2 separate regions of the Homo sapiens genome follow, and region 1 is linked to region 2. Evidence: read pairs that join two places in POLR2A ChIA-PET (ENCODE). Cell type or tissue: GM12878. All regions are shown on one strand. Links, peaks and the distances in the headings refer to the core of each region. The heading gives the core; the rest is flanking DNA.

Region 1 (5,384 bases), core at 57-5,056, 180 kb after region 2:
GTGGCTTACACCTTACCAGCACGTTAGGATGCTGAGGCGGGTGCATAGCTTGAGCCTGGGAGTTCGAGACCAGCCTGGGCAACGTGGTGAAACTCTGTCTCTAAAAATAAATAAATATATATATTTTTAAATCAAGACATGCTGCTACATTTCTATAAAATAAAAGCCATCCTCTTCCTGAGGATCCAGAATCAAAACAAAGGATCTAGAATCAAAACAAATGCAGGGCTCAAGTTGCATATCCTCCTTAAAGCTTTTCCTACCTATTCCACAGTGATACAGCCCTTTTCTAAATAGCTCCTGCACTTATAGTCTGTGCCACATAATATAATTTTTGTGTAGTGAATGGGCTTTTTGAGCCATACCATCCCTAATGTCTGTTCATACTATACATAGCCCAGTACTGGACATGAAAATAGGCACTGAATGAATTAAGTTGTGCCGTTAATGAAACTGCATAGCAGTCCATGAGACTGTGCTGACTTTTCAGAGCGCTCTGTGATCAGTTTTGTATATCTTTTTGCACGTGTATACCCCAAAGCAAAATTATCTTTTATCTCTATTGTTGTTTGATTAGAAAATTATCTATGAATAAAAACTTAAATTGCTATCAAGTTTTATTTCTTGTTATATCCTTAATTTATGATAAACACAAAATGTTAGGTAACATTAGACCAGATAAGCATCACTCCTTTTCCACAGTTGGGCAGAGATACATCAAGCAAAATTGTATTTGCTCAGATCCCCAAACTTTTGTTAGCTGTAGACTGTTACTGAACTCACAGTAGTAAAAATGTGTTGTTACTTGGTGAATGATAAGGCCTAGATCTGGTAGTGCTTTTGTTTGCTCTAAGGTCTATTAATTTAATGTAGCAATCTTTCTTTTCCCTTTTTCTTTTCTAACTTCTACATCAACCTAACTGGCTACCTAAATGTTCATTGAATGACTGTTTTTGCTTTGGGATAGAATCCTCCTTTTTTATTTTTAGGGTGTTAAATTGATATAGTATTGTTTAATAGCTAATAAGATACATTTTGGGCTAAGTTTCTGCTTTTTATACCTATTAGGTTACAATAAAAAAAAACTTTAGTCATATTTGCCTTTCTCCTTGAAAGCAGGTATGATAGTGACAAGCTGAACCAAATATTTAATTCTGATTTGTGGTAGCAAGTGAACATTTGCTATTACTTGTAGGTTGCTTGGCACTTTTATAGAAGGCCTGCTATGACTTCTAGTTTATTTGCTGTGGTTGGTACACAGACATTTCTTCCCTAGCCCTGTACTTACGTAATTTGGTTCATTATTTCTCAAGTGTGGATAGGATATGCCTGGTTTTGATTTAATTAGTTTTCCCACTGTAGTTTTATAGAAAGACCAGAAGTTTTTCTTTTCCTTTCTTTTTAAAAATTAATGATACACTGCCTGTTTTATCTGGAGGTTGTTGACTCTGCATTTAAGAAACTCTGTAGTGATTAAATTGAGGTAGGTAGTAGTCCACTGGGAAGGAACATCTTCCTAGTGAGTATGGATTACAAAATAGGAATATATTTAATTAAGAAATATTTAATTTTATAGGCATTGTCCTTATTTTCTAGCTCCTGTAATTTAACGTTTTGCATCAAGTTATGTAAAGCAATAAATAAATCTCAAAGTTTATCAGCTTAGGAAACCAAATGGTGAATATATAGTTTCTAGGTTTGTTTGTTTATTTATTTATTTATTTTTCAGACAGAGTCTCACTCTGTTGCCCAGGCTGGAGTGCAGTGGTACGGCACAGTCACGGCTAACTGCAGCCTTGACCTCCAGACTCAAGCAGTCTTCCTACCTCAGCCTCCCAGTAGCTGGGACAACAGACATACGCCACCATGCCTGGCTAATTTTTTGATTATTTGTATAGACAGCGGTCTCACCATGTTGTCCAGGGTGGCCTCAAACTCCTGGGCTCAAGGGATTCTCCCACCTCAGCTTCCTAAAGTGTGTTGGGAGTACAGGTGTGAATTTTTAAAAAAAATTTTTTTTATCAACTCATTACATTTTATAATGAGATCTGAAATCTCCCCACTAAGTTGGTAAGAAAAGGTGTGTTTTTAATATGAAGTGATTATTTAGGGTAATATTCTGTAGCCATCATCTTAGCCTTTATTTGACTTTCTCTCATAGTTGGTATATGAATTCTTCTTGAGATTTTTGGAGAGCCCTGATTTCCAGCCTAGCATTGCAAAACGATACATTGATCAGAAATTCGTACAACAGGTAAGGAACTCTTTTGTCTTAGATTCTCATATATTCATCTTAGCAATGATTTATTAACTTATTATTAAAATAGTGTAGTCTTTCAAAACTTTAATGGTTTAATTTGACAGCACTTAATATTACTGCCAAACCATTAGAATAAAAGTGAAGTTAGCTCTGAGAGTACAAGAGTATTTTTATCAAGGGTGAGAGTCTAATGAAGTCAATCAAATTATCCTATTTAATCCTAAATTATCATAGTTATTTTATAAATACCAGAAAAACAAGCCTTTCTGCAGTATCTGAGAAAATGTGGTATGACCATTCAATCCATGGGCAAATCTTTGTTTTACATTTGTAAGTCTTTGAACTTGACATATATTTTAAGCATTGGGACTTTGAAATGACGGGGGAAAAAAGGAGTAGAATCATTGTGAGGAATTTGGGCTTTAGGCTCCTTTCCTAAGTATCAATTACCTTTTCCTTTTTCTTTCCTCTTTGCACCTAAGCCCCACCACCCAATTCCTAAACCACAGATAAAGTGGAATCATTAAGAACGTAAGGAGGTAGAATTAATTGTGATGCCTTCTTTTTTTTTTATAAACTGCTTATTAGCTGTTATTTTTGGAACCTACATATTCACAATTTCTAAGAATATATTCATTTTCAAAACCTTTTCAAAAATTTAAAGGCCTCTTTTTTTTTTGAGAGGGAGTCTTGTTCTGCTGCCCAGACTGGAGCACAGTGGTGCAACCTCAGCTCACTTCATCCTCCGCCTCCTGGGTTCAAGCGATTCTCCTGCCTCAGCCTCCCAAGTAGCTGGGACTACAGGCACACGCCACCATGCCCGGCTGATTTTTTTTTTCTATTTCTAGTAGAGACGGGGTTTCACCACATTGGCCAGGCTGGTCTTGAACTCCTGGCCTCAAGGGATCCTCCCACCTCAGCCTCCTAAAGAGCTAGGATTACAGGTGTGAGCCACTGCACTGGCCAAAGGCCCCTTTTTAACTATATGGAATTGGCTGGCCCCAAAGAAAATTGTGAAGTAGACCAAACCTTTCTAGGCATTTCTAGGCCTGAGTATGCAGGCCTCTTTAGGAATTTGATGCTGAGGCCAGGATTAAAATCATTGCAAGGACCTTTCCTACCCTTCAGACCGCTTTGTATGTGCCCTATGATAAAAATTCTACTAATGTGAGTTTGGTATATTTAGAGCTGATCTTTGGTCATTCATAACTACCCTTGACCTCATATAAAGTATTCTGACCTGTTGCTGTGAAGGATTGATAAATGAAGAACATTGTCAGCCTAAAATATTTCCTTCAACCATTGAAGTAGCTCTTCATAAACTATAAAGAAATATTAGGTGTGTATTAACAGTAACATATACATTTTAATCATGACTAAAAATTACATTAAATGGAGTTATGTTATTTTGGTAATTGCAAATGAATGCCTGTTTATTTCCTTGTGCAGCTCTTGTGTGGGATACATTAGGGAGCTCTAGTAATGCCATATGAAATTGTATTTAATACAGTAACAGGTTGAGGGGAACAATTGCCTTAGTGCTTTGTTAGTCTAGAGCTTGAGGTATTTAAGCTGCTGTATTATTTTGTGGTGTGAGGGGAGCAAAAAGAAAACTGGTGGGGCAGGATCTGTTTTCTACCTTCTACTTTAAATGCTTGAATTATCTGAGAAGCTAGGGCCCAGTAATTGCTTTTAGCAGTTTATATGGCTGTTTTGCTCTTGTTGCCCAGGCTGGAGTGCAGTGGCTGGATCTTGGCTCACTGCAACCTCGGCCTCCCAGGTTCAAGCGATTCTCCTGGATCAGCCTCCCAAGTAGCTGGGACTGCAAATGTGCCGACATGCCTGGCTAATTTTTGTTTGTACTTTTAGTAGAGACAGGGTTTTACTGTGTTGGCCAGGCCGGTATCAAATCCCTGACCTCAAGTGATCCGCCTGCCTTGGCCTCCCAAAGTGCTGGGATTACAGTTGAGAGCCACTTTGCCCGGCTGCCATTTTTAATTAGAATAATTTGATGTGAACTTATTAGATATATTAACAAAAATTCTCATACTCCGTAGATATTTTTTGCTGGAGTCTCATGAGGGCCTTAACAGCCTAGCAAACAAAGAATGGAAACTATAAGTATGGCAGTTGTTTTGGGAGATATAAATATGATTTAAGTCATCCACTCTGGTTTCAGATGCATGTGTTAGCAATTGTATATAATTCAAAACAAAATGGAATAAGAACTTCTGATGAGGTTCAGAGCTTGCTATCTTTATTGTAATTATAAACACGAAAGTTCAGAACATAAAATTCCTTGACAGCTTTACAGATACTTGTACTCTAGAGAGAGTATTTTATATTTTTCTAAGAAAATCCAATGTTTAAAATACAGTGTTTTTTTTGACAGAAGAAATTAAGTTTCTTTACCATTTTAAATGGAAATTTGAGATTTTGACTTTAACTTTTTCTAAAGTCTCTTCTCTCAGGTTTTGCTGAAAAGTTGTGCAGAATATAGGAGTACACTGATTGGGCCAATTGAGGTATAGGAGAGTGCTGACTGTGGAACTGGTTTAAAATTTTTCAGCTATTTGCTAAGCTGAAAAATCTATGGGCTGGGCATAGTGGCTCACGCCTATAATCCTGGCACTTTGGGACACCGAGGAGGGTGGATCGCTTGAACTCAGGAGTTTGAGACCAGCCTGGGCAACATGGTGAAACCCCGTCTCTACCAAAAAATATATAAATTAGCTGGGTGTGGTGGCATGTGCCTGTAGTCCCAGCTAGTTGGGAGGCTGAGGCAGGAGGATCTTCTGACCCCAGGAGGTCGAGGCTGCAGTGAGTTGTGATTGCATCACTACCCTCCAGTCTAGGCTACAGAGCAAGACTGTCTTAAAAAAAAAAAAAAAAAAATTTGGCCTCATCTTTTAGTCCAGTGTTATTTTATATATGATTTCTACTCTATTAGTATGTATCTGCCAATATTTTATTCTAATAACTGAATGTTAATTTTTCAAATGTCTGCATGGTAACTGTCTTGAATTTATTGTAAATTCACAAAAAGAAGTCTTAGTATATGTACATCTTTCTAGTAAACTAGAAATATACATTTACACATGGATCTTTTTAAGACTATTTGATG
Region 2 (5,384 bases), core at 131-5,130:
CATGTAGTAGGTATTCAGCAAATGACTCCTTTGAAGTAGATTTAGTTCTCATGCTCCTGTACTCTCCATGCATTTCTATTATAACTCTATTCTAGTCCCAAGCACTTGGTAGAATAAATATATTTCATTCATTCCAAACAGGCCTTAAAGTAGGATAATTTTGTGTTTCTGAGTGACAGGGACTATACCCTACCAACTTTTTTTTTTTTTTTTTTTTTGAGACGAGTTTCACTGTTGTTGCCCAGGCTGGAGTGCAATGGCGCGATCTTGGCTCACTGCAACCTTTGCCTTCCAGGCTCAAGCGATTCTCCTGCCTCAGCCCCCCGAGTAGCTGGGATTACAGGCGCCGGCCACCATGCCCTCTTGTTCGTTTGTTTGTTTGTATTTTTAGTAGAGACAGGGTTTCGCCATGTTGGCCAGGCTTGTCTCGAACTCCCGACCTCAGGTGATACACCCGCCTTGACCTTCCAAAGTGCTGGGATTACAGGCGTGAGCCACCGCGCCCGGCCCCCTACCAACTTTTTACCCTAACATACAGTAAGTGTTAACACCTGTGAGTGTGAGTGTGAGTGTGTGAAGGTTAACCTGGAAGCATTGTGCTTGATGGCCTAGAAAGGGAACAAAGAAAATCTTGGCTGCAATGGTCAGGGCTATTTTATTCTTCCCAGTACTAGTAGTGCCTGGCACATTAGAAGTGCTCACACACATTGGCTGAATAAATGAAGAATCCTGCATTCATTCACCCTAGTTCTAGCTGTAACAATAGAATCCTATTCACTCTGGGTAGTTCTAGAGCCAGTTAGAGATATTGTATTGCATTCTGGAGACCCTCCAAGTCCAAGGAATTTCACCGTGTCTACAGAATACCCCTGTCTCCAAAGAAACTACATTTCAGTTCCAAGTAGTTGTACCACAGTCATAAACACAACCACAAAGGAGAAATGGAAACAAACCACCAAAACACTGTGACTGGGAGGCCCAACTCCTCTCAACCACTGAAGAGCAGTTTCTAAACAAACACAAAGGGAATTGTACCTGCTCTGGGTCCTGCCAAAAGAATAGAAAGCAAACCCAAGAAAGTCAGACTGGCACCAAGTGAGAACCCAACAGGGCCAAATAGGAAGCTCACTGGGGGAGGAGAGATGCCAGGATTAGTGGTGGTAGGAGGTTGACCTAATTCCACTGTGTTCAAGGGATATTACTGCCTGGTCCAATGAGTCATACAGCTCAGGCATGTCATATCATTTTAACCACAGATAATAAGAATAACAACCTCCTTTTATTGAGTGATTACTAAGTACCGGCCCTATGCTAAGCACTCTTTACACATTAGCTCACTTTTGCTAAGACTGGGCAGGGAGGTAATCAAGTCGCAGGAGTCATCCAGGTAGGCAAAAGAAATATGAAGGCAAGCGCACCACCAAGGCTGAGGACAGGAAATTTGGATGTTGACAGACAAGTGTCTGCCCCACCTCTAATTCGTTAAGCTGATGATTCCCAAACACACATCGGAGTAAACTGGGAAAGTTTTCAAAAGACAGCTTTCTGAGTCCCCCTCAGACTCACTGAATCAGAATTTCTAAGGACAAGGCCCAGAAATCCATATTTTTATCTATATTTTTAAAATCTATATTTAAAAATCCCAATTTAAAAAAAAAACCACCCTGAATTCACACTTGTGAATATCCCACATACACGTGGGCCCTTAAAGAAAGTGCAGATGCTAAAATAACCCAGGACCCTACATTGGCTTATTCCCAAACTGCTTTCATTTAGTCCCAGCTCTACTGGGTCTCAAATCCATGGCTCTAAAACCCTAGACATTCTTTGGGCCTGTGGACAGGTGTTTCTCAGGCTTTGCATCTGAGTTAGTCCCCAAATCCTTAGGATTAACTTGACTCCTGGGCATTTTGTGCCACTATAGGTGGTTACGTCCTCCCACCCCAGACATTTGCATCTAAACAAGCAGTGCCAGAGCCCTGTTAGTGAGGATGAGTAGGGGACACTTGGACCCAGGATACCAGCAATGAGACCATCATACAGAAGGATGAGTGTCCTGCAAGACCTGGCCCAACTAAAAGCCTCATAGCTATTGCCTGTTAGGGGAGGAATGAGTCTCTTAGCAGTCCCTGAGCACACATTGAAAAAGGATGCAAGTGAGGCGGCGAATGAGGGGTCTGAGCTTGAAGGTAGCCCTAGGACCTCCTCAACAGGCTCCCAGGTTCTGAATCCTGTTCACGAATCTTCCTTCTCCTGCATCAAGAACCATCTCCACCAACCCCCATCTCTGGTCTTTACCACAGGAAAACACCTCTGCTCAATCCTGGCAACCATCCACCACCCACAGACAAAAATAGACCAGCTGGCCTCTGCAAGCACGTTGCTTTCACTGATGAGAAACAAACACCCATTTAGTTTACTTTCTCTTCAAAAGTCCAGGAAGCCTCTTGACAGAAGATACTGGGAAGTTTTAGTGAAGGCCAAGGGCTTAAGTTTTGAAACCTAAACCATTTGACAGGCCCCGTGAAGGTGAAACTTATGGTCACATTGAAGCTCTTGCACTTTGAGTCTCATTTGCTAAATGTAGTAAGGCATTCATCGGGGTCTCTGAGACGCAGAAAAAAATGTAACGACAGTGAGGCATATGTGTGCTTCACGCAAGAAAGAACTTTTTTTTTTTTTTTTTTTTGAGACAGAGTTGCCCTCTTTTACCCAGGCTGGAGTGCAGTGGCACAATCTCAGCTCACTGCAACCTCATCCTTCCAGGTTCAAGCAATTCTCCTGCCTCAGCCTCCCAAGTAGCTGGGATTACAGGCGTGCTCCACGACACCCAGCTAATTTTTGTATTTTTTACAGGGTTTCACCATGTTGGCCAGGCTGGTCTTGAACTCCTAGCCTTGGGTGATTCACCCGCCTCAGCCTCCCAAAGTGCTGGGATTACAGGCATGAGCCACTATGCCCGACATGAAAGAACTTTCTAATGGAGTTGACCATCAGGAGAAGAGTCTGCCTGGGAGATGTGAGATCATTTCCATTGGATGTGACTCTAATTATCTATCAGCCATGCCATAGGTGTGAGGTTGGACCAAGAGAACCTTTAAGATATCTTCCAAGCTCTAACTCTACGACTCTGTAATCATTATCACCATAAACTGGGCACCTTTTCCACAAGGGGCTTGTGTAAAATGTGGAACAATCAACTTGGAAAAGGCCTATTCAAGAATCAGAACTTCTTGTGTTCTGAGGGATATTCCTACAAATCTCCGAGGACATAATAACTTACCAATATATAGTCTAGGAATATTTCTGAATGTTTCAGTCACTGAGAGTCCAGGAAGCCTCTCTTCTGGACAGTGTCTGCTAATTAGCTCCCTTGTTGAAATAGTCTGTATCCACCACCAAACACCCTGAGAGTGCTATCCTTTCCTGATGGATACATTATAGTTTATTTCTGAAATAGTTTATCTCTCAAATCTCTCTCTAACTCACACCTCTCCCCTGCTTAGATTGTTCCAATCAGTTGGACATTTTATTTGTATTTCAAACTACCTACACTTGAATATCTGTTAGACATTTTAAACTGAAAATACCCCAAACTCGTCTTCTGCCACCAAACTTGCTCCTCCCACCAAACTTGCTCCTCCCACAGTCTTGCCTGTTTCAATTAATGGCAACTCTATCCTTTCAATATGCTGGGACAAAAACCTTGGAGTCATTTGCGACTTATTTTACACCTTATAGCCAGTCTTTCAGAAAAACCTGTTGTTCCTACTTTCAAAATATATTCAGATTATGACCACTTCTCATCACCTGCACTGCTGCCACCTGGTCTAAGGCCATGGTTCTCTCTCACCGAGATTACCACAGTAACGTTTTCAACTCATCTCTCTGCTTCCATCTTTCAGTCTTTCTCAGCACAGGATCCAGAGTAGGGTGATGGAAATGTACTATATGGCTATTGTGGTGGTGGTTACATGACTCCATACATTTGTGAAAACTCATCAAATGGTACTCTTAAAATTGACAAATTTTATTATATACAAATTATATTGCAAGGCCAGCCATGGTAGCTCATGCCTATAATCCCAGCACTTTGGAAAGCCAAGGTGGAAAGATCGCTTGAGCCCAGGAGTCTGAGGCCAGCCTGGGCAATATAGTAAGACCCTGTCTCTACAAAAAATAAAAAAATAAAAAATTAGCCAGACGTGGTGGTGTGTGCCTATAGTCCCAGCTACTTAGGGGGCTGAGGTGGGAGAATTGCTTGAGCCTAGGAGGTCAAGGCTGCAGTGAGATATGATTGTGCCACTGCACTCCAGCCTGGGCAACAGAGCAAGACCCTGTCTCAAAAAAATTGTATTGCAATAAAGATTAAAAATGCAAATTAGATTATGTCATTTATTGGATCAAAACCATAAAAAATGGATTCCCATTTCATTCAGAGTATAATCCAGAGTTCTTACAATGGCCTTCAAGGTCCTGTTTAATCTATTACCCCATTAGCTGTCTGACCTCACCTCCTTTTCGCTCACTTAGCTCTACCACACTGGCCTACTCATTGTTCTTCTGTCATACCAGGAACACACCCACCTCAGGATCTTGTATGTGTTTACCTGTCTAGAACACTCTTGTTCTAGTTATTATCTGCATCCTTGATCCTTCTTCTTACAGTATTTTTTAAATTGTCACCTTCATAGCGAGGCTTTCCTAGACCATCCTATTTATCCACTCTGCCTTTTAATTATAGTGTTAAGACCATTTATATTTAATGTAATTATTGACACAGTTGATGTCCACTATCGTGCTATTTATTTTCAATTTAGCCTATCTGTTCTCTGTTCCTCTTGCCTCTTTTCCTGCTTTCTTTTGTATAAAGCAAGAAGAAAATGTTCAGGGTTTCATTTTATCTCCTCTATTGACTCTTGAGCTAGTTCACGTGGTTTTTGTTTGTTTGTTTTAGTGGTTGCTTTGGAAGTTATAATATGCATCCATCACTTACCACAGGCATATCTTGAAGTAAGATTATACCACTTCATGTATAAGGTAAGAAACATAAAACAACATACTTATATTTATTCCCCTTCTGGTCTTTTTTCTATTGCTATAATGCCTTTTATTATTTCTACATATATTATAAACTCCACAAATTATTGTTAACTTTTGGTTAAAATTCAATTGTATAGACTCACGGATTCCTATTTTATTCAGTGATACGATCTATTACTGTTATTATTATTATTTTTTTAGTCTTCAAATCATCCCAGATTGAGCCATTGGGAATCCCTTTAAGTTACTTCTTGTGTCTTTTTGATATGTCCCCCATCATTCTTTGAGGACTTTGTTACTTCTGGTAGCAGGTTCCATGCTCATTTTATACTTCTCTGCCC

What was found. Peaks named below come from ENCODE experiments on the same cell type or tissue, not always from the same donor. Only the 100,000 strongest peaks of a DNase experiment are listed, where the experiment ranks them.
Region 1: POLR2A ChIA-PET joins it to region 2 with 7 read pairs; 2 of 35 experiments call an interaction of 5 or more read pairs at or near these places.

What each region holds. Positions count from the first base shown.
Region 1 is chr1:212,340,027-212,345,410 of GRCh38, forward strand. It overlaps PPP2R5A (protein phosphatase 2 regulatory subunit B'alpha), which reads left to right. Exons shown (of 13, transcript NM_006243.4): 4 at 2,162-2,254. Among named protein-coding and RNA genes, the nearest start is that of SNORA16B, 10 kb to the right of the region's middle. In GM12878, for the core only: no CTCF peak of the experiment used is centred there; no DNase peak of the experiment used is centred there.
Region 2 is chr1:212,160,418-212,165,801 of GRCh38, forward strand. No RefSeq gene overlaps it. Among named protein-coding and RNA genes, the nearest start is that of MIR3122, 85 kb to the left of the region's middle. RefSeq lists an enhancer at 816-925. In GM12878, for the core only: no CTCF peak of the experiment used is centred there; DNase peaks (open chromatin) are centred at 964, 1,267 and 2,454; H3K27ac peaks cover 2,563 bases.